Regions from separate parts of the Mus musculus genome. Here all the other regions are linked to region 3. The links are chromatin loops, found by intact Hi-C in ENCODE. Cell type or tissue: left cerebral cortex. All regions are shown on one strand.

The links. Hi-C counts contacts between places; a loop is a spot of excess contacts. Peaks named below come from ENCODE experiments on the same cell type or tissue, not always from the same donor. Only the 100,000 strongest peaks of a DNase experiment are listed, where the experiment ranks them.
Region 1: it touches region 3 in a loop (1.8-fold over the local background); 2 of 42 quality-filtered maps call a loop at or near these places.
Region 2: a loop joins it to region 3, with 2.1 times the contacts of the local background. A loop is called at or near these places in 2 of 42 quality-filtered maps.

The regions. Positions count from the first base shown.
Region 1 is chr16:28,626,421-28,634,420 of GRCm38, forward strand. It overlaps Gm46548 (a long non-coding RNA gene), which reads right to left. Exons shown (of 2, transcript XR_001781891.2): 1 at 3,981-8,000; 2 at 1-3,192. It also overlaps a transcript of Fgf12 not described here. Among named protein-coding and RNA genes, the nearest start is that of Gm46548, 15 kb to the right of the region's middle. In left cerebral cortex, no CTCF peak of the experiment used is centred here; DNase peaks (open chromatin) are centred at 4,542, 5,513 and 6,184; H3K27ac peaks cover 1,446 bases.
Region 2 is chr16:28,689,588-28,697,587 of GRCm38, forward strand. It overlaps a transcript of Fgf12 not described here. Among named protein-coding and RNA genes, the nearest start is that of Gm46548, 48 kb to the left of the region's middle. In left cerebral cortex, a CTCF peak has its summit at 1,161; DNase peaks (open chromatin) are centred at 4,800, 4,950 and 7,412; H3K4me3 peaks cover 509 bases; H3K27ac peaks cover 1,238 bases.
Region 3 is chr16:28,747,828-28,755,827 of GRCm38, forward strand. It overlaps a transcript of Fgf12 not described here. Among named protein-coding and RNA genes, the nearest start is that of Gm46548, 110 kb to the left of the region's middle. In left cerebral cortex, a CTCF peak has its summit at 4,195; DNase peaks (open chromatin) are centred at 4,144, 4,512, 5,055 and 5,519; H3K4me3 peaks cover 3,420 bases; H3K27ac peaks cover 2,023 bases.

The DNA.
Region 1 (8,000 bases), 120 kb before region 3:
GACATCCTGGGTACCTACCCTGTTACTGAGTCATGGTAAGAGCAAGAGCAACAACAATGAAAAACCCTGAAATTTCTGTGCACTGTTGAAAGAGAATATTTTATACTGTGTGGGAGCTAGAGCCTGGCTTATTCACCCTCTGCTGCAGCCAGCCCTTTTTTCTTTTTTTTTTCTTTTTTTTTTTTTTCTTTTTTTTCTGGCTGCTGTTTCATCCCTTCACAATTTCTTCAAAGCCTGGATGCCAATCAGGGAACTCTTGAGGAGAGCAGAAAGTTGGCAATTTTCTGAGAACAGCCAGGTTAACACCCTAAAGCATGTAGCCAGCCATAGGTAGGTGCTGCATGATGTTAAACAAATAACAGTGAGCATCATGGCAGTAAATTTACCAGCTGTATTACAAATCCAACGAGTAGAGTGAATGACCATTACATTTCCTCTAATTCTAAACCAGTTAAAGAACTTCAGCTTGGGCATCTGAAGGGCCTGAATTTGAGCATTAGCTGTGTGACCAAGGATAAGGTCTCAGAGCCTCACTTTCTTACCTGCATGTATTGGCTCTATTTCTTATACACTCCCTATGTTACCTGTTAAAGCGATACCTACCTCCAGGCAGTTATGCTGGCCAGATTAAATAGCCATGAGGAGTTCTGTGTGGAGCTTGGCATGTGCAAATAAGAAAAACAACAACTAAGATTTTCCTTGCCCCTTTTGGATCTCTAGTCATCAGTTTCTAATGGTAGCAGAAGGATGCAAGCCATTTTTATGATTTATTCATTAACTAAGTTCTCAGCCAGGCATAGTTGAGCCCTGAGGGTTGGCACTGCCTTCATGCAATGGGAGAAGCAAACAAACCAACAGACATTATGTAAGGAAGAGTAAGCACTGTGATGGTTGGAGAGATGTCTTCTACAATACTTGATCCCCAGTTGGTGTCTGCTTGGGGAGGACTAGGAGGTGTGTCCCTGCTGGAAGAAGTATGTCCCTGGGGATAGGTTTCATGGTTTCAAAAGATCATGACACCTTGAGTTAGCTCTCTCTTTCTCCTACCTCCACTGTGCTTGCATGGACTCCAACCCTCTAGGGGGTTAGCCCAGAATAAATGATTTCTTCTATAAGCTTCTTTGGTCATGGTGTCTATCACATCAATAGAACAGTAACTAATACAAATGTCGGTTCCAGGAAGTGGGCTGTCTCTGTGAAGAACTTGAGCATGTTGTTTTTTAGAGGAATATGGAAGACTGGGAGGTCTCATAGTAGAAAAGAAGTTGGATGTTTTAAGCAGAGCTCAACAGATTACTAGGAAGAACTTGGACAACAATCTATGCGGATTATGGAAGTTCAGTTCAAGAGATTATTCTAACCGTATATTATCAAAGGATGTGTCTGCTTTCTGTCTTTGTCCTAAGGATTTGCCTGACCTTGATGCTAAATTAAAAACTAGTGGACTAAATTTTGTTGGAGGAGATTCCAAGAGAGCCTAGTATTAACTCTACTGTATAGTTAAGTTATTAATATTCGCTCTTATGAAGGTCTAAGATAAAAAGAAGGATTTTGGCAGAAAGAACTATGAAAGTACAGTGTGAAGGGAATAATGACTCAAATAAATTTATTTTTGGAGCCAAGGCTTGTAATGAATAGACTAACAAGAGGCCTGGTTCCCATTGAAGCAATGGAAGGAGTGCTTCACGGCAAGACCCTCACCCAGCTGAGCTTCTGATTTGTGAAATGAGAAGAGGCCAAAGTCATTTTCTACACCTACAAAGGAACACAAACAACAGATAAGAACTTCCGGAAATGTGATCAAGAGGGCCAGGGCTCACCCAGGCTGTCAGCTGAATCATCAGTGCTGTCCACGGCTAGCTTTAGACTCATGGAGGATACACACACGTAATAAGGTTGTGGAATCTTCCTCTGCAGTCCCAGAGAGCCTCGGAGTTCAGGGTCATGGAAAAGGAATCCAGGCATGGAGGTCCTATGGGCTCATGTGTGTAGCTGTGAACGTGAAGCTTGATTTACATTGGATGGTAGAGGTGTCAGAGCCAGTAGAAATATGCCAAGCAGAGCTGCAAATAAGAAGTGTCACCTGCCCAGAAAAGCAAAACTATGGAGATGAATTGTTACCAGAGATGGGGGAAGGGGGTTTGGAGCAGAGCAGTCTGGCTACCCTGAGATACCACAGTGAAATATACATGGTGGAAGTCTACTGAACTCATAGACTGTGCTGCATTAAACCAAAGCCTTAGTGTACACCGTGGACTTCAGTGAGGTGCTGTGTGTGGCATAGGCTCATTAACTTTCACAGACATGCCATTCTGGTGGAGAACGCTGATGGTGGTGGAAAGCCATGCACATAGACTGGGACACACTTGAACTCTCTGCTTAGTTTTGCTCTAAACATAAAGCTGCTCTAAAAAGTTAAGTTTTATATATATATATATAAACACACAAACAAAAAACTAAGGTAGGATTAAAAGGACACACAGTGCAGGATAATATGAGGCTACCTAGGATGAAATTATCATGCCCTGTGAGCAGAAGAGGCCAATTATTGGTCTTTTTCTTTACATTGTATGTTGGAAGCCATACCTGTTTTCAGAGGTGGGGCATGAAGTTGAGTTAGATTGGAGATGGTAGTCTGCTCTCCAGGTGGCCAAACTGCTACTGAATGTACAACTCAGTTTCAAAATGCAAAATTCTAGAGGCTTCTTCCTGAGGAGTTCTGAGATGCCACTGCATGTTGCAGGTAGGGTTTAGCTTCTGAATATTTGTGTTTCTAGTTAAATCTGTGCACCCCAAGACTCACCATTTGTTTTGCACTATCAGGAGTGCCATTCAAGGGGCCCACATTATCTCAGTGACCATTACCAGGAACCCAATGTGCTGGCTTGATTATGGCAACTTGACATACAGCTACAGTAATGTAAGAAATGAAAATATCGAATGAGAAAATGGCCCTACCAGATTGGCCTGTGGGAAAGCCTATGGTACATGTTCATGTTCACTGATTCATATAAGAGGGACTACCTCATTGTGGAATGTGCCACCCCTGGGCTGGTGGTAAGAAAAGCAGGGTAAGCAAGCCATGAGGAAAAGCCAGTAAGCAGCACTCCTCCATGACTTTTCTTTCAGTTCCTACCTCTGGGATCCTGGTTTGAGTTCCTTCTCAGACTTCCCTGGATGATGGACTACAACCTGTAAAATGAAATAACTCCTTTACCCCCCCACCACCACCACCCAGTTGCTTTAATTCATAGTGATTTATCACAGTAATATAAACCCTATCTAAGATACCCTATAACATTGATGTGGCCACTCTGTCTGTTATCCTAGAAGAAACAAGGTTTGAAAGATGAGGTGAACTGTCCAAGCTCATAAGCTATTCGATTTTGGAAGCTGGGTGTGGTGGTGAATGCCTTTAATTGTTAGGTCCTTGTGAGACTGAAGTAGAGTTTTGCTATGATTGTGAAGCCATCTGGCCTGCTTGATAAGTAACAAGTCATTCATAAATCTATAACAAGACCCTATTTGTAGTGGTTTAAATGAGGTTGGTCCTCATAGACTCATATATTTGCCTCCTTAGATGCTGAACATTTTTGAAGGAAATGTTGTCTTGATGGGATAGGCATGCACTTGTTGAAATAGGTATGTCCCTGGGGATGAGCCCAGTCAGGCCCAGTGTCTGGTGTTCTCTGCCTGCTGCCTACAGATCAGAATGTAGCTCTCAGCTACTTCTCCAGCACCATGCCTACCTGTGTTCTGTCATGATGAGAATGAACTAACTCTCTGAAACACTAAGCAAGCACCCAATCACATTATTTTCATTATAAAGCATTGCCTTGGTCATGGTGTCATTTCACAACAGTAAATAAAAAAGTACGACACTGTCTCGTAACCCCGCCCCACCCCCTGCAACATTGAATCCAGACCTATGTTGCTTTGCCTTCAAGTTTACTCTGTCAGACAGTGGTCGGGAATCTTACCCTAGAAACTTCAGGCTTCCCTCCAATCCAAAGGCACGCATTGCCTTGTTCCAATAATTCTGCAATAATGACAGCACTGTGCTATAAAACTTGTGAATATAAATATTGACCATTGGAGCAGAGAACACGGAGACATGGGTTGAGGGAACATATGCATGTGTGTTCACAATTTTACTGTAAATCTTCTAACAGTTTCTCCAGCCTTTCCAACATGTTCTCATTGTTGTAGGACCACAAAGTGAGTCACAGGACATTGACAGATGAACAAGAGGTCCCATGCTTAGCTACTATCGGAGAAAAAATCCATATCAGGAGACCACATGTTGCCACAGTTCCTGCCAAATCCCTTTGGGTCCAGGAGGCTCTATTAGGATATCAAGGGCAGTATCAGAAAAGCCAAAAAGGAAGCCAAGGCTTGAAGTAAGATAGAAGGGATACTGTTGGGGATTAGTCAGAGAGGGAGTTCAGAGATGTCTGACTTGTATCTTTACCATGTTACTTACTAAAGCTACTGCTCCTTAGAGCTTCTGCCTCTCTTACAGTATGCAGATGGCAGTGCCAGGGTGAAGCGAGGCTCAACGCCATTACATATGCCTGACACATAGCAAGCTTCCAGAGGAGGCCAAGTTCTTTGTTGGAGTAAAAGGGTTTTCATCGTTTTGAATTCGCTGTTTCAAAAACACACTGATGGCTGGTGTTACTTCACGGCAGGCTTCATTAATTTTATTTAAGATCACCATCAATTTCAAACTGTCGACTCTGACAGTTATTTTTAAAGATATAAAATGCCTGCCGGTGGAAATTTTGAGTCGTTTCTTTCCATCTCCCCGTGAGTGAGAACAAGAGTGGTTACCCTTGTCTCTGCCCTTACTCTGGTCCAAGCTGACTCTGTCTCTCGGCAACCCTGTGATGGAGGGTTGTTACTATTCTCCCATACAGATGGGCAAAGTGTGGCACTAAGAAGTTATAACTTGCCCAAGTAGGTCTAGGCCAAAGCTCAGCTCAGAATACGGCCCTGTATTCCCATAGCTATAGTTTCCAGGCTAGAACTAAAGGAGTAGGTCTCAAGTTTGACACTTTATGGGTAAGCATATACCCAACCTACTATTCACAACTGTGTAGAATGTACTTGCATGGCTGACTTCTCAAAAGCAGTGCACACTGCACTGTAAATCCCAGAACATCCAGCAAATAAACACAAGGCTGCCAATGCCCTCTGACCTTCTGGGAAGATGGTCTTACACTGAGAGGCAGATAATTCTGTTACTTCTACTTCACTGTGGAACTCGGAATAGCTAACAATTAAATAATTCAGCCCTCCAGCAAAACCCAACTCCGGCGTTAACTCTTTACCCTGACGCTTCTTTGATAAGGAGTACAGATATAACATGGCTCTTCAGGTTATTCTAAATTTGCCAGCTCTGAAAGATTTAACACAGAAGTCCATCTTAGCATGGTCAGTTCCTCATATCCCAGCACTTAACCAGCTCAGTGAGGCAGCTTTGAAGAGGAGGATACTAAAAATGGCTTTTGGCTGAGCTATAACGGGCATCTCACTTGAGGGACAGAATCTGTAGTTAGCGTCTGGAAATGCTGGGTTCCTGCTGGGGTAAAGTTTGTGCCACTCCTTTCTGTCTTTAGATTCTTTTTAACAATTAGAGAACAGAGAGGTCAAGTAGCCAGAATTCTGAAGCCTCTTTATTACATAGGCTAACTCTGTTGATCCTAAACAGCAGTCGTAACTATGATTCAGATAACTGTTTGGAGTGCTAAGTGGGAGCTGTATATCAAGGTCTTGAGTGCTCCTGTTTTGACCCACATAAGAAAGAGCTTTCTGAACATTTGTGAAAGAGAGATTTTAGGACAACTTCCCATTCTCTCGTGCTTTTGGCACAAGGTTACCAGATAACGTGGTTAAGGTTTCTATTGCTATGACAAAACGCTCTAGCCTGAAGCAACTTGGGAAGGAAAGTGTTTATTTCATTTTAAAGCCTGCAGCCTGACTCCAGACTTAGGGCTGCTTTTGACTTAATTAATCCTCAAAGGCTTCTCAGCCTGCCTTCTAATGGCATCCAGGACCACCTGCTCAGGGGAGTCACCAAGCAGGCTGAGCTGGGGCCTCTCCTAACAATCATGAATCAAGGTGCCACAGGCTTGCCCACAGGCCAGTCTGGTAAGGGCAATTTCTCAACTGAGGTTCTCTCTTCTAAAAGGACTCTATCTTGTGTCACGTTGATATAAAAATAGCCACCACACTGGATCTAATTGTGCCAGGAAGAACCTAAGCCAAAAAAGAGACATGAATTTAGAGGAGGACTAGTCTCCTACATTAGAGTTTAACGCCTGCTTGGGACCTGGCATTTCTCTTCCAAGGTGCTACAACATATTATGAGATTAATGATATTTTCATATGTCCTAAAGATCTGCCTAACTTCTCCTTTAAATGCATTAATCTGAAGTCTTGGGTACAGCACAGCTACATAGTTTATGCAGGTAACCATATTTGGAGGGCAAAAAATTGTAAAAGATTATTTGTGTTTCCCATGTCAGGTTTCTCTTGATTCATTTTAAATGCAAAGTGCTCCCTTTCAAACTGGATTTGAAGCACTTGTAAGGCAATACCACGTCTTACAATATTTCTTTACATTTCCTCTCAAAATGTTAGGTGCATATTGGGTACAACAATGGCTGTTTACTACCCTGGCTCGGTGGAGTTTATTAAATTTGTCAGGCCCTTTGTCAAACTACATCAGCTAAGGTATGATTTAATTCACGCCTATGCATAAGGATAATTTATAATCATCCAGATAGATACATGGGTGCACCTGCTGTTTTTACAACTGACATCTATAAAGATGAATGTCTATACTGGACCAGTTGTAAACATGTATGGTGTCACATATGGCCATTAATAAATGCTTGTAACTTACTGTGACAATTGGTGCTACTCTTGTGTGTGAGATGATAGATTTACAGTCCTTATCCATCCAGAATTTTTTTAAAAATTACTAAGTACTACACAATAATGAGATCTCAGTATTGGGATTGATTGCTCAAACATATCCATTGCCATTCTCTTCTGGGACAGGATTCTCTTTAATCATCCACAGTCTTGTCTGCCAGTATCTAAGAAAAAAGAAGCTGGAGGGTATATTCAGCAAGAATCACATTTTTCAGTTGTAAACGGTCCATAAGAAATTCTCATGGCCTGCAAGAAAATCTGAAGGTTAATATTGCAATATACATTTGGGGAGGGAATGGTGGTTAGTTTGTCTGTTTTTAAGTCATTGTGACATTATTCATAAATGACAACTTCTTGTTACTAACCCATGTCCAGATAAACAGCATCCTTGTTTGTATCATTGCTTTTGGTATCTAAATGGTTGCTTTGCTCCTGCCTGTTACCCATCTTGGCCTAGTCAATGTGGTAACAGAGTGATCCAGTTCCAGTGTCTTGCCTGATGACTTGTTAAAGCCCTTGGGGACATACCATCTCTACAGAAATGAAAGGCAGTGTCCTTACTACAGCATACAAAAGCCCACAAGGACTCTCCTCTGAATTGTTTGTTTGGCTCTCTCTCATCCCAAGTCAAGTGGCTGGTCTTTGGACACTGCATGTGATCCTTCCTCCAAGCTTCTGTTCTTGCTGATCTCCTAGCTTATTCACCTAAGTAAGCCTTCATCTCCTTCTGTCATTTCAAGCAATGTATCTTGAGGTTGCTAGGCAAAGCATGCCCATACAGAATTGCTACCTCACCCCAGTTCTTTATGTATTTTCCACCTCATTTCCACTGTACTTTCTCTCTCTCTCTCTCTCTCTCTCTCTCTCTCTCTCTCTCTCTCTCTCTCTCTCTCTCTCTCTCTCCCTCTCTCTCTCTCTCTCTCTCACACACACACACACACACACATTAATTTTTCTAATTACATTCCAAAATATGTGAAGACAAGGATTTCTTCCTGTTGCATTCACTGGCATATTCTCAAAACTTAGAACATCGTCTGCCTCATATAAGCTATAAG
Region 2 (8,000 bases), 58 kb before region 3:
TTAACCTCCTCTCCTCCCAACAAGTTCCTTCTCTGCTCTCTTGATCAAGTCTTTTTATTTCATTTTGTGGTCCACTCTCTTGAACCAGGGTAACCCATGTGAGCAAGTGTGCAGCTACCCACTGGAGCACGGGCAACTCCCCAGTGGAAGGCAATGACTCTCCTCCTCCAGCAGCCATGGGAGAGAGATTGTTTAAAAGTTCTTTTTCCTTTAAGTCAGAGTTTTATGTAGCCTGACTTCTCAAAGCAAATAGTTTTTTTTTTTCTATTGGAAGATGCAATACGAAATCACTACTCCAGTTAAAATACAAGAGGAAAACAAAGCACAGGCTACCCGTGAAAATAGTCCCTGGATTTGGAGCTGAAGCAGTGGCTGAAATGACAACCAGGGATGAAGTCCCCATGAGCTCTACCTTTGCTCTGAAGGAAACACATTTTGATACATCTTAGAAACCAGGTGCTGAGCCTTTTGCATTGTACTTAAGACAGAAAGTTCTTAAGTCCTACAGAGTCCCAGTTAGAAGTGTAGTCAGGACACTGAGCTGCTCCTCCACAGGCCTTGAGCAGACCCTGGGATGAGTTAAGTCAGAATGGAAAGCCATCACAAAACTAGTGGATGAGTTCAACACTAATGCTGGGTTCCTACTGACAGTAACATAGAAGCCAGATAACAGACATCATCCTTCCTATAAGGAAGGACTATAGAAAATTATAACCTCTAAAGGTAGACTGTGGTGACACATTGGTGTGGCATCCTAGAAATGACATGTTAGTACCCCTTTTGACTTCATTATCTTCCATCATATCTCTTTCACACACACACACACACACACACACACACACACACACTAAATTATGGATGCTTTAGTGCAACAGAACGTAATAATATCTAGCATCAGGTTTTCTCCAGCACCCATAAGAATGAACACTTATCTGGTGAGATGTGGAGGTGGCCTCAGCCTCGGCTGCTAGAGATACAGAGCTAGGAAGGCAGAAGTTATCAGTGCCTCTCCCTTGTGCAGCTTCCTCATGGAGATGCAAAAATTAGAGCCTGTTGGGCTACCTCTCTGAGCATGTGCACAAGGAAACACATCAGCAAGCAAGCCCAGATGTTTCCCTCCCTTGTGGCATTTCTCTCTTCCTTAGTGTGCTCCCCCTGTTGGAAATGTGGAAACTGCAGTGCCCAATGGTGTGGAAATGCCAGTAAGGAGGAACAGAAGCCCAGTGCTAGATGTTAGAGCAGACAGAAAGTTCTTACAGAGGCTTGCTAAGAATCACGGAGGAAATAAGAACTAAAAATCATCTTTGATAAACAAGTGGGGGGTGTATCTTTTTTTGCAGCCAAAGAGCTAGACATTGGCAGCAGAATCTACCTCCTTATTTAGTTAAAGACATGCTGATTGGCCAGCTACATGTTAGCGATGCTTTCCGCAAAGCTGTTACCCTCACATGAAAATCACTAGAGAATAAGAGGAAATGCAGAAGTCTGGCTTTAGAAAACTCTGAAGAGACCCACCAATGGAGAAACTCATACTCCAAAGCCCGAGGAAGGCAGAGTTATGCTGAGATTGCCCAGGAAGTCATGGCTATTTCTTAAAGGATATTTAGCATGGAAACATGGAAATACTTACCATGGGCTCTCAACTGAATGCAGCAAATCGTGGACGTATTATGTAAGAGATGAATAATGAGATGCATAGATAATTACTGATCTGTCATTTTAAACCTGTAAAGAACCCAACTGAGAAGCTCTAAAACCACTGTAGAACCCAGCTAGTGAAGTAACAAGAACCAAAGCCATTATACACCAACAACTGAGAGAACAGAGCTGATGTGACAAAAAAGCTGTCATCAATGTAAAGAGATACCTCCCCAATCACAAGTAGGTGAAAGGGTGGCTGGACAAGTGGTGATAACTGCAGAATTATCTTTATTAATAGTTTTTTAATTTCCTTGAAGAACATCCATAGCCAGTGGAACAGAAGTAGCAATCCGACAAACGTACCAATGACTTCCAATGAATGACCATGTGACCATCCAGCTCCAGACTCATATCATCAATAGAGATAATAAGCCTTGAAACATGATGGTCCAGCCCCTGTTCTACCCAAGATGGTGAACACCAGATCTCGCGATTCCTTGGGTCGACAGCATTCAAGATCAGAGCCAGCTTAAACCACAGCTCTGCTATTAGCACCTCCCTGGATTCGAGCAGCCATGAACACATTCCTTGAAGAAGTTTGTCCTCCTGGCATTTCCCAGCCCCTAATAAAAGAGTCCTTTGGCCAATCTACTACATCTGGCTCAGTTTGACACCAGTTTGATTCTACTGATGACATTCACCAGGGTACACCCAGGAAAAAGAAAAGAATGAAAACAAGCAAACAAAAAAAAAAGGACAAAAAAGGGACTAGCCTCAAGATAATCCTCCCTGGGTCAGCAGTACCCGACCTCAAAAGGTCATCGCTAACTTTCAATAAAATTTCTCACGAGAAACACTGTATTCCCCTTTAATGTTGATGTCTGTCTTATTTAAGGCATGTTTCCTAAGAATCTCCCCCTGGTTAACTTATTTCTATCACTTGCTTTCCTTTTAAGCTCATTATCATGCGTTTGAATCAAGGCAGAATCCAAATTCATAGCCTCCAGCACGTCAACAGCTATAGCAGTCACCTTATTCACTATCCTACTGCCACCATCCTTCCTCTGGACGTTACTGAGTGTCGTCCAGGGTTAGAGGGAAGTCTCTAGTACTTCTGTTTCCACCACCATAAGCCTCTACCGCCCCTTACTGTCTGGGATAAACTTGCCTGCATCCCCGAAAACTGGAGCATGTGTTTCATTCAGACTCTTTTGCTGATGCCCCAGTCTCTGCCCCGCCCCCTTTCTGCAGATTCAAGGCTGGAAGCAAGGACTCTAATTAATATAACCTTCACTAATTCCACCTTTAACTGCTGCTTCCCTCTGTCCCCGTTTCATTCTTACGCTAGATCAAGATCATGTCTCTTCTGCCCCACCTAGGGATCCATCCCATAAACAACCACCAAACCCAGACACCATTGCATACACTAGCAAGATTTTGCTGACAGGACCCTGATATAGCTATCTCTTGTGAGGCTATGTCAGTGCCTGGCAAATACAGAAGTGGATGCTCACAGTCATCTATTGGATGGAACACAGGGTCCCCAGTGAAGGAGCTAGAGAAAGTACCCAAGGAGCTGAAGGGGTCTGCAGCCCTATAGGTGGAACAACAATATGAACTAACCAGTACCCCCCAGAGCTTGTGCCTCTAGTTATATATGTAGCAGAGGATGGCCTAGTCAGCCATCAAAGTGAGGAGAGGCCCTTGGTCTTGCGAAGATTATATGCCCCAGTACAGGGGAATGTCAGGGCCAGGAAGCAAGCAAGAGTGGGTGGGTTGGGGAGCAGGGTGGCAGGAGGGTATAGGGAACTTTCAGAGAGGAAACTAGGATAGGGGATAGCATTTTAAATGTAAATGAAGAGAATATCTAATAAAAAATTTTAAAAAGATTATGTCTCTTTCTACTAGTGCCTCTCTGTTTCTCATTTTACTTTATTTTTTAAAATTATTTTACGCTTATTTATTTTAGGTTGGGACAAGTGTCTTTGGAAGATCAGAGGTCAATTTGCAAAGGTTGGCTTTCCACTTCCACTCTATGGGTTCTGGGGATCTAACTTGGGTCATCAGGCTGGTGACAACTCTCTTTCCCACTGAAACTCTTCACTAGTCCTTCTTTTCCCAGTATATTACCAGTGTTTAGTGACCACCTAGAGAGAAATAAATCAAATTTACAGCTGTGAATGCATACCTACATACATACATATATACACAGAGAGATAGATATACATCATATACTTAAGCATATATATATACATATACATACATACAATTATACTATACATATGCAAATACATTCATATACATAGCTATACATATGTATGTTATACATATACGTATGCATACACTATAAACATTCATATACTATATATCTACATACACATATACTATGCATACATATATACTGTACACATATCCATTAATACATTTTGGTTCTCAGGAAACCCAAGTCCTCTGCATTCTTCCCCCAGCTCACGGCCCTAGAGGCAACTCCCTGTCTTTCAAGATGTGAGGTAAGCATGTCCAGTAGGGAAGGAAGCAAGACCAGAGTTCTGGTTGTTAGGCAGTGTCATTGTTTCAGACACACCACCAGGACTCCAAAGGAGCCTCAAGCAGGCCTGCCTTAAAAACCCAAAGGCCAGGAAAAGTGGCAACCAAAGTAGAGATAACGCATATGAAAATCATTGGTAACTGCAGCATTGTTATTAACATTTTAAGCAGCTGGGGTGGAGGAGGCAGGAGGCAGGACATTAAACATTAAAATGTAAGGAGCGCTAACTTTATAATTAGATGTTGTGAACATAAGGAAAATCACACCATGATTTGGAATATTGGGTTTCCATGCATGCTACTAGAACAATGGTGCTCACCTTCATCTCACAGACTTGTACTGAGGGTCAAAGGTCAAACCATTGCCTGAACATCTATTGCAGAGTACATTGCATAGTAGAGTCACGAGAGTCAGCATCACATAGTAGGGGCAGGAGAAAATCAGCTCATGGCTTGTAGGTGACATGCTCCAGCCTTCCTTGAGCCACAGAGCTAGCCTCCTTTACAGCTCATGCAGCCTGAGACAGTTGAGCACCCTCAGCCAAACGTGAGCATCCAATCTCACTCATTCTTTCCAGGCCTCTCCCTGAGGGGGAGCCTTGTAGCAATTTATAGCTTTCCTGATTTAGTGGGATCTCAGGCCAGAAAGGCAGCTTTGGGGCTCAATTATCATTAAATGTAAAGGCACATTCAGGCTGCCTGATATTAAGCGGGCCCTGACTCCTATTCAAAACGTTATTTTCTCTCTCAGAATGGTTCCCTTCCAGCTGCAATCAATATTCATTTTTTTGGCAGAAGAAACGAAAGCCGTGCAGTTTGTTTCCAAGAATCTCACTTTCACTATCCGGACTGGCGGATTCTGTAACGACAACATCCTCCTGCTCTGTGGTTTGCAATTATCCTGCATTTTCTCGAGCATTTTATGATCCTGTAAAACTGACTAGCAGGTAACAATAGCCCTGCGTTGCATAGAAAGCCCCCGTAGGTCAGAATGGTCTCCTGAGCCGCTCAGATTCTCACCAATAATGAGCAAGAATGCTGATTCTCAGTCGATGGCCGTGGAAACTAAAAATGTCATTCTCAAGTTACATTGGAAAAGAAAGAATGACTAGGATTTTGAAGTAAATGAAACATACACCTTAAATCATTCCTTTCTCTGACAACCAAGTAAATCCATTATGAGATTATTTAAAAAAAAAAAAAAGACATACTCATGAGAAGATAAAGTGGTTTTAGAAGCCAATAAATTAGCACTCTGAATTTGATGAGTAGTAGCAACCAGACCAGGGAGAACTGTGTGCGAGCATTCCTAATTCTCAAACAGCCACTGGCATGTCAAGAGGTTGAAGCCATTCCTATACTTCTTCTAAACCACACAGCCATCACCGCTGAGTCTGAGCCTTAGGTCACAGCATTGAGACTCCACTTGCATTTCTTCTGTAACTTATACAAAAAATATTTAAAAGTCATCTCTGTAGAGATTGTTACCTTATTGTTATTTTTATACAAGAGATAAACACTTCAGAACAAAATTAAGTGGTGTATCTTTCTGAAGTAATATTTGGTTGGGTTGTTTTGGTTTGGTTTGGTTTTTGTTTGTTTGTTTTTTGCAGTTAAGTGACAATTAGATAGATAGAAAACTTGAAAGAAGCACAATGAAGCAAGAGGGGTCATCCAGAAATGCCACCTGTCATTCACTGATATCTTTCACTGCATTAAGCCTAAAATGTATAGCAAACTAATTATTGTGTTAAAAGTTTGAGCTTTGGGTTGATTTTTTTTTTTGCTTTGTTTTGTTTCTGTTTATTAGATATTTTCTTTATTTACATTTCAAATGTTATCCCCTTTCCTGGTTTTGTTTGTTTGTTTGTTTATTAGATATTTTCTTTATTTACATTTCATATGTTATCCCCTTTCTGGTTTCTCTTCCAAAAACCTCCCATCCCATCCCATGTCCCCCTGCTCACCAACCCACCCATTCCTGCTTCCCTGTCCTGGCATTCCCCTACACTGGGGCAGAGAGCCTTCTTGGGACCAAGAGCCTCTCCTCCCACTGATGTCCAACAAGGCCCTCCTCTGTTACATATACACCCGGAGCCATGGGTCCCTCCATGTGTACTTTTTGGTTGGTGGTTTAGTCTCTGGGAGTTCTGGGGGTACTGGTTGGTTCATATTGTTGTTCCTCCTATGGGGCTTACAAATGTTCCCTGAATGCATGCTGCATCCCATTGCTGGAATAGGATGGGTCAATAAAAGTTCAATGTTGACTGAGTATGAAAACAAAACAAAACAAAACCACCAGCTGAAGAAAAGAGAAGGAAATGAAGACTGAGCCATACTTAAGTGCAAATAAAAGATTAAATTACTAGCTCATTCCAAAAAACAATAACTCTAAAATCAATAAAGGTGCCCACTTGCTTTCTCTAAGGCTTGAAATTGCTGAGGACAGGACATGAGGATACAATTGCCAGCTAGGAACATTCAATGTAATTATTCATGAAAGAAGCCCTTTCATAGAGAAGACACTATGGTAAAAATTAATTAATTATTAAAGTTTATGGTGGATTTTTTCACTCCAGGTGTTTGTTTGTTTGTTGTTTTTAGTCTGAGTTCATTCACCAATTTTGAACTATCAGTATTAAGTCATCTTTAATTCCTATGCAACTAAACAAAGCCAATATAGGTTACTACTGAAAGGGAAGGGAGGAAGAATTTCAGAAATACATGAATCTCCAACTTTATCTCTCAACTTGCTAACAATGAAATGAATATGAAAAAGCTCTGCAAACACTATTAGCTACTAATTTGTTACTTAAATACATACAGCTTGTGACAATTCTGGATGCAAATGGAGCATTCTGTGTATCAGAGAGGGACTGTGCTGTTTAGCTGCACCCCTAACACACTAAATATATGTTTATTCCATTATTCATTAGTAGTCCGATAGTCATATCCATCTTCCATTGCATTGAATGCAGCCTATCTCATTGTAAGAAATTTTATTCACTGGATGGACTTGCTCTAGAAATCAGCAAAAGGTTTATCATCTTTTCTATCATTTTCAAACCACTAGAAATGCGGGTGGGTGTTCATTTGTCATCCAAATATTTGGAGAAGGGTTTACAAGCCTTCTCTCCAGTCACTTCTCCAGATGTAAGCTGAATCATAAATCCGAGCATGATGACAACACCCCAAAAAGCATGCTACAAACAAATGTTATTATGAAACATGAGAGTCACTCATATTTATGACTGAACAGGTGGTTTGGACATAGGGTTGCAGCTGATCGTGAGTAAGAGGATAAACTGTGAGAGCTAAAATTTACCATGAAGATCTGCCAGTCCAATGCTTTGCTCTATACCAGAGAAACTAAGAAAGAAACAGAGATTCTCCTAAGGTATTTGATTGCTTCAACTGTTCTAAAGGTCTAGTGTATAGCATCCCACAGCAGACTCCATGGGAAATTTTTGTCAACCTCAATAATACTGTAATTGTTCCTAAGAGTCAAAGATACTGTGCATTGTTTAGAGCATACCAGCACAATGTTGTAATTGCATTGATAGATTAGAAACAAAAACAATAGCACATTTATTTAGATGGAACAGTAGGTGGCAGGTGACTGACAGCACTTTCTGATACAAAGCCAGGGATACGGAAGCAGAAAACTATATGATTCATATGATGTAACCCACAGTTATGTAACAAGCCATTCATTTATTTGACATTGACTACCCACTATATATCATACAGTCCTTAAAGGAGCTGTCATTTATTGAGTTTTAATACTGTATTAAGAATATTATTTGAAAAAA
Region 3 (8,000 bases):
CCCTTTCCTTACTAGATCTGACTTCTCCACCATGGTGGTCTTTCTAGTTGTTATTGCTGTGCAACGAGGAAGCAATTTTCATAAAATTATTTTTCAGTTCTGCTAAGTTAATGACTGCAAAAAGCATTTTGTTTCTTTTCCAGAAAGCGTGAGCAAGTTTTGTTGGAAACAGAAGTTGGTTTCCAGCCTTCTCTGCCCTGGACTCAAACTGATGTTTCTCAGTGCCTTTGTAATGTGATGACTTTCTCTCTCACTCAGGTACTAATCCTATCAACACATGAAAATGTTGCTTAAAAAAAAAAAAAACTATTCTCTATTCAACTCAGCATGTAAAATCAACTCAGCAGGTAAAACCAGTGTACCTACTATCAAAAGTAACATGTTTTTCCTAAGGTGGCCTCCAGAGTACCTGCTGAAATGTTACAGGATCAAATTATGCCCTCAATAAAGTTAATCAATACAGTAATAAAGACAAGGGGTAGGAGAGCAATGTGGTTAAGATCAAGGATTACATCTTAGATTTTGTTACTTAAACAGAGTCTCAAGTAGACCAGGCTGGCTTCATACTAACTATACTGTAGAGTCTATCCTCTGACTCCTAATTCTCTGGGTGCTGGAGTTACAGCCATGAGCTACTATATTTTGCTTAGTTTTCTTATAGATTTTCAGAACTAAGCATGTTGCCCACAAAGTAGACACTCATTAAATATTAAATAAAGATCATTCAATTGACGGTGTAAGAAATGCAACATACAAAAGCAGGCATTTCAGCTGCATAGAAAATTCTATTTAAATAGCCATTAAACACAGAGGTCAGGAAAGACAGTGCAGAACACTGAACTGAAAGACAGTTCAGAGAGCTGAGCAATACAATACAATGGAATACAATACAATGGAAGTGACCTGTACTGTGGTGAGATTCATGCCAACTTAAACAGTGCAGTACCTCTCATGGGCTAACAGTGGTATCTTAACAGGAATTCTCAGTGAACTTCAAGAATAAATGTTTAAAGATTATTGGGAGCTGAAAGCAAATGGCTAGAGTAAGAACAGGAGGGGTTCTTAAAATCAAGTCTGATTGGTATTCAAACAACAAGGCAGAGACTTTCTTATCTGCTTTCTCCCAAACAGGGGTCTGGGACCTGATCACTCACCCATAACCTCCACAAAGAGTAGATGATCTCTATCTGAGCTTCCTCACTACGGTGTCTCGTGTACTGTCCCTTTCAGTTACAGTCTGCTTCCTACAATTTAGACAAGTGGCTCTGAGACTTTAACGTATATGTAAACGACCATGCAATTTTTCAGGAACCCAGGTATGAAGTAATAAATCCTGAGAGATTTGGCAAGCATCTTTAAAAACTTCTGAGGTCATGCTCATGGTCCTGAAATGTGAACCAACAAAAGTGAGGTCTAGGATCAATCAATGGTTATTGGCTGGCTAGTAGCATCATTTGGAAGATGTGGGGAGGGTTGATGAGAATGGACCCCATAGACTTATATGTTTGAATGCTTGGTCCACAGCTGGTGGAACTATCTGGGAAGGATTAGGAGGTGTGGCCACTGGGGGGGAGGTGGGCTTTAGTGTTTTACAGGCCCATAACCCCTCTCTCTTCCTCTCCCCCTCCCCCGTCCCCTTCCCCTTTACCCCCTTCTCTCTCTGGAAGACATAAGCTCTCTGCTACTGCTCCAGCACCGCACCTGCCTGCCACCATGCTTCCTGCCCAGATAATCATGAACTTATACTCTGAAACCATAAGTGTTGTCTTTTATAAGTTGTCTTAGCCATCGTATCTCTTTACAACAATAGAAAATTAACTAGGACAGAGGAGGGGTATTGGGTTTTGGTTTGGTTTTGTTTGTTTTTAAAGAACTATACACAGATCCCTTCCTTCGAACTAGGTAAACTCAAATCTCAAAGGATGCAGCCTAAACATCTCTACATAGAGAAATCACTATAGGTGTTTTGCTTTTTTTTTTTTGGTTTTTTTCTTTTTTCTTTCTTTTTTTTTTTAACATGCATGAAGTTGAGACTCTATGCCAAGCAAAGAGTGATACAGTCAGGAGAGAGGAAAACAGGGAAGAGAAACACAAGGTACCTTTAAATCATTGTTCCTGAAACTTTATCCTGAATACAGACGACCTAGAGTCTGTAATCAGTCTGTCTAGTGGGCCTAGAGTAAAACTGAGCATCCTGCAGTTCTAAATGTGTCTGCAAACCGCAGTCTATCATTAAGCACACAGATGGGTGGCTCTCAAACACATCACACCTGGGACATTTAAAAAGTGCACACATCTTGGTTCCTATCCAACATTCGAACTAAGTATCTTAAATATGACCCTTCATGAGAGTGTTTATGAAGCATACCAAGCAGTTCTAGGATGCAGAAAAGTTTCTGGACCCCCAAGTTCAAATATTAAACACTCTACGTTATTTGAGAATAGTCCTTGGGATCTTCAGGGCACAATTTCTGTCAAAGTTACTCCCAACACATCAAACTCAGTCTTGGAGACAATGTAATTACCACGGAGCACAAAGATCCTTGATACTGACTCAGAATTGAGCTGTGTTTCCTCCTTATCTTCGATGACGGGGAGTGATGTCAAATAATAAGAAAGCAAGCCGAACTCATCTTACTTGTGAGCCTCATGGCTCTCACGGAGCTGGGTGGCTCCTCTGCTCTTCAAACAGTAAAGGTAATGTGAAGGTGGCCTGACACTGGTGACAGGGTTCACATCTAAACAGAGGTCACGGGAACGTTTTCTGCTATGATAAACTCTTGTATAGTCAGTTGAATCATTTGATGATTCTTTAACTCAGTCTAAAATTAATTCCAATAAAGGAAATAATGAGTAATGCACTTATTACTTGAGCATATCTTCCTATGATTACATTTGAATCTATTGGGGACAGGACATAAGAAATGAAAGATGTTCTTATTAGAATGGAATGCAGACACAAATGCCCATGAATATATTCCTTTCCCCATCTGGAATAAAAATTCAGAGTTAGCTGCAGTCCTAATCATGCCAATTGCATCGATTTAGAAACTATAAGTATTCGTGTCAGCGTGGTTGCTAATTGGACAACTCAGCTTTGTAAAGTCCGGAAATTAAAATTCATCAAGACTTTCACTTGCTCCTTTGTTACAAGTAACTGTGAGTCCTCTGCAAAATGGCCACGATATTAGCTTATAAAAAGAGTTCTCATTGCCTTTATATCAGAGCTGTGAGCCACTAGATCATTGTTGTCTGACTTAACATAGAACTTTTGGCCCAGTTCCTCTCAGGTCTATTTCTGAAATTCCGTCTCTCTTCTGAACTCCCCAGACTGGCAGCATGGCTGGAACTCTATGGTTATTATTAGGACTTATAAACCACCTGGAACTCTGAGAGGCAGGCAGCATTCCTTATAGGCAATAAAAGAAAATACAAAATATTGCTGAAAGATATATACTCATTTTATGATGGACCAATAATTGCTGTATAAATTCGAGGCAAATGTTACCAAGAACCACTGCCAAATAACCAGATTTAATGGCCAAATACCAGGTGTCGTCTAAGCAGAAAAACAGTTTTTCATAGTAAAGTGATACTCTCTGTTGTTAACCTTATGTCCAAGAAACGCTTAACTAACTAAAACATTATATTAATTTATGATTTAAGAAAGATTGCATTTTCATTTTAAAGTGGATTCTGTAATACACTACGTATATTAAGAGACGCGGATTTTCTCTGTATGTACATTATTGTCGGACAAGGAAGTGCCCACCAAATGTGTCACAAAAATAATTTGCCCTATCTGAAAACTGCCCGCTACTCTTTCTCCACATCATTTCAGATCTTCCTTTAGTGCCAGTGCTTACCTAGGTACAATTACAATAAACCTACTAATTAAATACTCAAAATAACCTTACTGAGCAGACGGCTGCTATCACCAACACTCCAGTTTTACTAATCATACCAGAAATAGGTAGCTCAACACCACTCCCCGAGCCTTAAGTACATTGCCACAGTGACTGACATTCTGGTTAAAAATAAAACCTCGCTTCAAATATAGCTTCTTCCAGTTCTGGATAATGAATATAGTTTCATAAAAGTTGACATCATTTCTCTGATTTCACCAAAATTAAATACATTCTATATTCCTACTGGGTATCTGGCCACGTCCTCACTCAGGGTACTCACAACCTAGTGGGCATTTTAAGGAAGGGAAGAGACCTGTTTGTGTGGGGTTAAGTCCAAAGGACATCCAAACTTACAATTCTAATGGCTGCTTTGTTTATATGTGTTAGATATGCCAACGAGAAGTTGATTCCCACAGTTCATGTAGCAGTTTGTGGGTGTAAATTTTTCAAATTTGCTTATGAGGAGAATTTAAATATGTACATGTCCAAAACTAGTGAACACAACGCGCTCAAAGAGCCAAGCAATACTTCTGTACCCTGGTCTTCTTAGAGGTCAGTTCCTGTGCACGCTGTTTCAGATAGATCCAATTTTTCGTCTGATACCCATTCAAAATGCAGTCGGATGTCATACACACCCAGAAACACCATGTTTGTAGGGTGGGGTGGAGAAACTCAAACATTTTTAGCAATGCATTATTGGATATCGGCTATAAATATGCCTGTAAGCATATCCTAAAGCCAACAAAATATATGTATTTCAGTTCATCATTGTACAGGAAAGAAATCGCTTTACCAACACATCTTTCCTCCCCCTCCATTTTGGGAGGGAGTCTTATCCATCCCCCCTTAAAAAAAAAAAAAAAACTCATCCCACTCCACTACGCAACTGATGGGAGTATTAAACACTGGCTTCCACGCTGTGGGAGTTAGTGGCCTTCTTGCCACGTTCCTGCTGCTGCAACGGACATAGCATCTCCTCCTCCTATCGACCTAGTGTGATGCTCCTCCCGCTCCGGAGCACTGCAGTCCCCTAGCCGAGGGCTGCCCTGGCCACACGCACATGCAGCGGGAAGTGCCCCGGTGGGGACAGCCACATACCTTTGCTCTCCATTTCGGTCCCTTTAGAGTGCTGGGAAGTTCAATGGAAGTTGGCAGGAAGATGTGGGCCCGCTTCAGATCCCCAAATCTGGAAAGCCAATCTGATGCTTTCGCCTGTACTTCCTTCTTTCCCTTCAGGCTTCCTGAAAGATGGGATTTCTTAAACCTTGAAGCTGCGATCAGCCACCAAAGGACACTTAGCAGCAGCAGCAGCAGCAGATTTGCCTCTACATAGGTTAGGTTGCGATGCATATCTGATACTGAAAAGCATGCACAGGCCCGCTCAGAATTGTATTTTTTTTTTTTTTTTACCTGAGTCTGGAAGCTGCAAGAAGGAGCTGTCCTCGGAGCGTGGTGCTGCAGGTGTAGTGACAGATCATCCCACTTTGCTCTGGATGTACAGCAGATTTGCATGGGCGCTGGCACGCATGCGCAGGGCGTCCCCCTCCCTTTTTCACCGCCTCCCGCTCCCCCGCCCGCCCTGGCTTCTCTCCCCAATACGGTCCTCAGTATCCCAGCCCGAAAGCAGTAGCATTCGGTCACAGGAAAGCGCTGCTAAAAATAAACGCCGGACCGGATTTTCCCCTGCAAACTAGAAAATGGATTGGACTGGAACGGCGCATCAATCCCATCCGATTTTCCAGGACTGCTTACTGAAGCCCTCTAAGAGGCCGGGGTGTCTGAGCTGAGCGTGCTGCCTTCCCCAAGGCAGAGGGATTTACGAATTCTGCTTAGTGGACATGATGTGGGCTCCTCGTGGTTGCCGCAGTAACTTCTCAAGTGTCTGCCTCCCCTCTCTCCCTACAGACTTCCCAGGTCGATCCTCTCCATCCCCGTGTTTGTTTGTTTTGCTTCTCGGTGGAGTGGCAGGAGTCAGGGGCTGGTGGTACTTTAGCATCCTCCCTTTTCTGTACCGTCCAGACTGGGTGTCCCCTTTGGCATCCACCCCAGCACTGTTTCATACAGGCTCCACGGTATCTGAAGTTCTTCAAAGCGCCTGGCCCGAGGTGTTCAGAGGCGCTGTTTATCACCAAGACAGAAAGTCCCTAAAGGTGGGAAGGCACCTTATAGATATAACAATATATTTCGAAATGGAGAAATGTGGTTCCACCCCCTTTTTTATTTTTATTTTTTAATTTTTTTTAATGGCAAGGTAAACATTTTTGTTTCAGACTGTAAAGAAGGCTCAAAAGGACAAAATACCACAGTTCTTAAGCCCACACTGTATTTTGCTTATACATAAAATGTTTAATTGGGAAAATGTTACATATTTGCTAGTTTTTAATTGCCAAGATTTCCCTAAGAAGATATTTTGCTCCTCAAAACAGTTATATTTTTCTAGAGTATAAAAACGAATACAGAAAATTTAGATAACTGGAAAAGCCAAAGAACGAGATAGAGGGATCACTCACCCACACCAAGTAAGAGGAGACTCTTTCCACAGTAGATTCCCATCCCAGCTTCCAAAACGCAGAAATGAAATAAAATGTACTCACAACAAGGAACATGGGGCTGGTTATAATTTAACCTTGTAGTGATTCAAAGGGGATCCTAGGGTTTGCCAGGAAAGCGACTATGGTTATATGACTACAAATTTTTATTATCACATGACTCAACAAGACAGGGACTCTCAACAGCAGAGATGTCTTACCAGTGACTTCCTGGGCTATAACAAACCATAAAGGATGGAATCACAGAGACCATAAACTATCTGCAATTTATCTGCAGATTCAGAAGACATGCCCAACCAAGTTTTCCGTTGCATTTGGTTTTCTGCCCACCCAAAAAAAAAAAATTGCTGTTTTGGGGAGCATGTATTTCCTTAGGGAAATTTGAACAACTAAAAACTAGCAAATACTTAACAATTTCCAATTAAAAATTGGAGGATTTCAAAACGTTGGTGTCGTTTCAACATTTTATGGGTGTAGGAAGGACGCCGAGAGTAGCATCATTCTGTAAGAGCATATCATACAGATGATGTACTGTTCCTTAAAGAAATTCAAAGGTATTCGTTTTGTTTTGTTTTGTTTTGTTTTGTTTTTTATCACTGCATCCTGGTTAGATACTTATTCACACTCCTCCCTCTCTCTGGCCCACTTCCCCTCCCACCAGTCCCTTCTCCACCTATAAATAGTACCCGTCCACTTTCTTGTCTTTTTTTTTTTTTTTAATCTAGATTCCAGATATAAGATTTCCTCTGGCTTATTTTTATCTAATATCAGCGTTGGTTCCAAACATACACATGTTTAATCCTCAGACCACAACACACCAACAGACACTACCTAAAGCCTCCTGGTTCAGGTTTGAGACTCCTAGGTTTTCACTTGCAGTTCTTGTATTGTTTATATGAGTTTTAATTATAGTAAGCATAGACTTTTAATATTTGCCTACCATCGTCCCTCGGCCTGCAAACATCAGATAAGTATATCTTCAATTTCTACTGTGTATCTTTTTTAAGTTCTAGAGACTGACTCTACGGCGTTGATATTTGAGAGGCAAGCATGCTACAGCTGAGCTATAGCCCCAGCCCCAGAATGTTTGATTTTTTTTTAATTAATATTTAAGTTGATAACTTGAATTTCACTTAAAAAAATAACTACATAAACTTTGTCTTGGGATAAGGACAAAATCTCTAAAAATATCTGAACGTACTTCTGCCATCTTGCACTAGGGATTTATACAAAGCAGCATCCTCCAGATGAGAATTTTGATTGACTCCAAAACCATTAAACATGGTAAACATGGATGCCCAGATGTCTCTATGGCAGTGGTTCTCAACCTTACTAGCGCTGCTACCCCTTAATACAATGTGTCATGTAGTGGGGACCCCCAACCATAAAATTATTTCTGTTGCTACTTCCTAACTGTGAATTTCTACTGCTATGAATCCTAACGTAAATATCCATGTTTTCCAATGGTCTTGGGCAACCCTGTCAGAGAGTCATTGGACCCAAAGGGTCCTGACCCACAGGTTGAGAGTTGATGCTCTGTGGT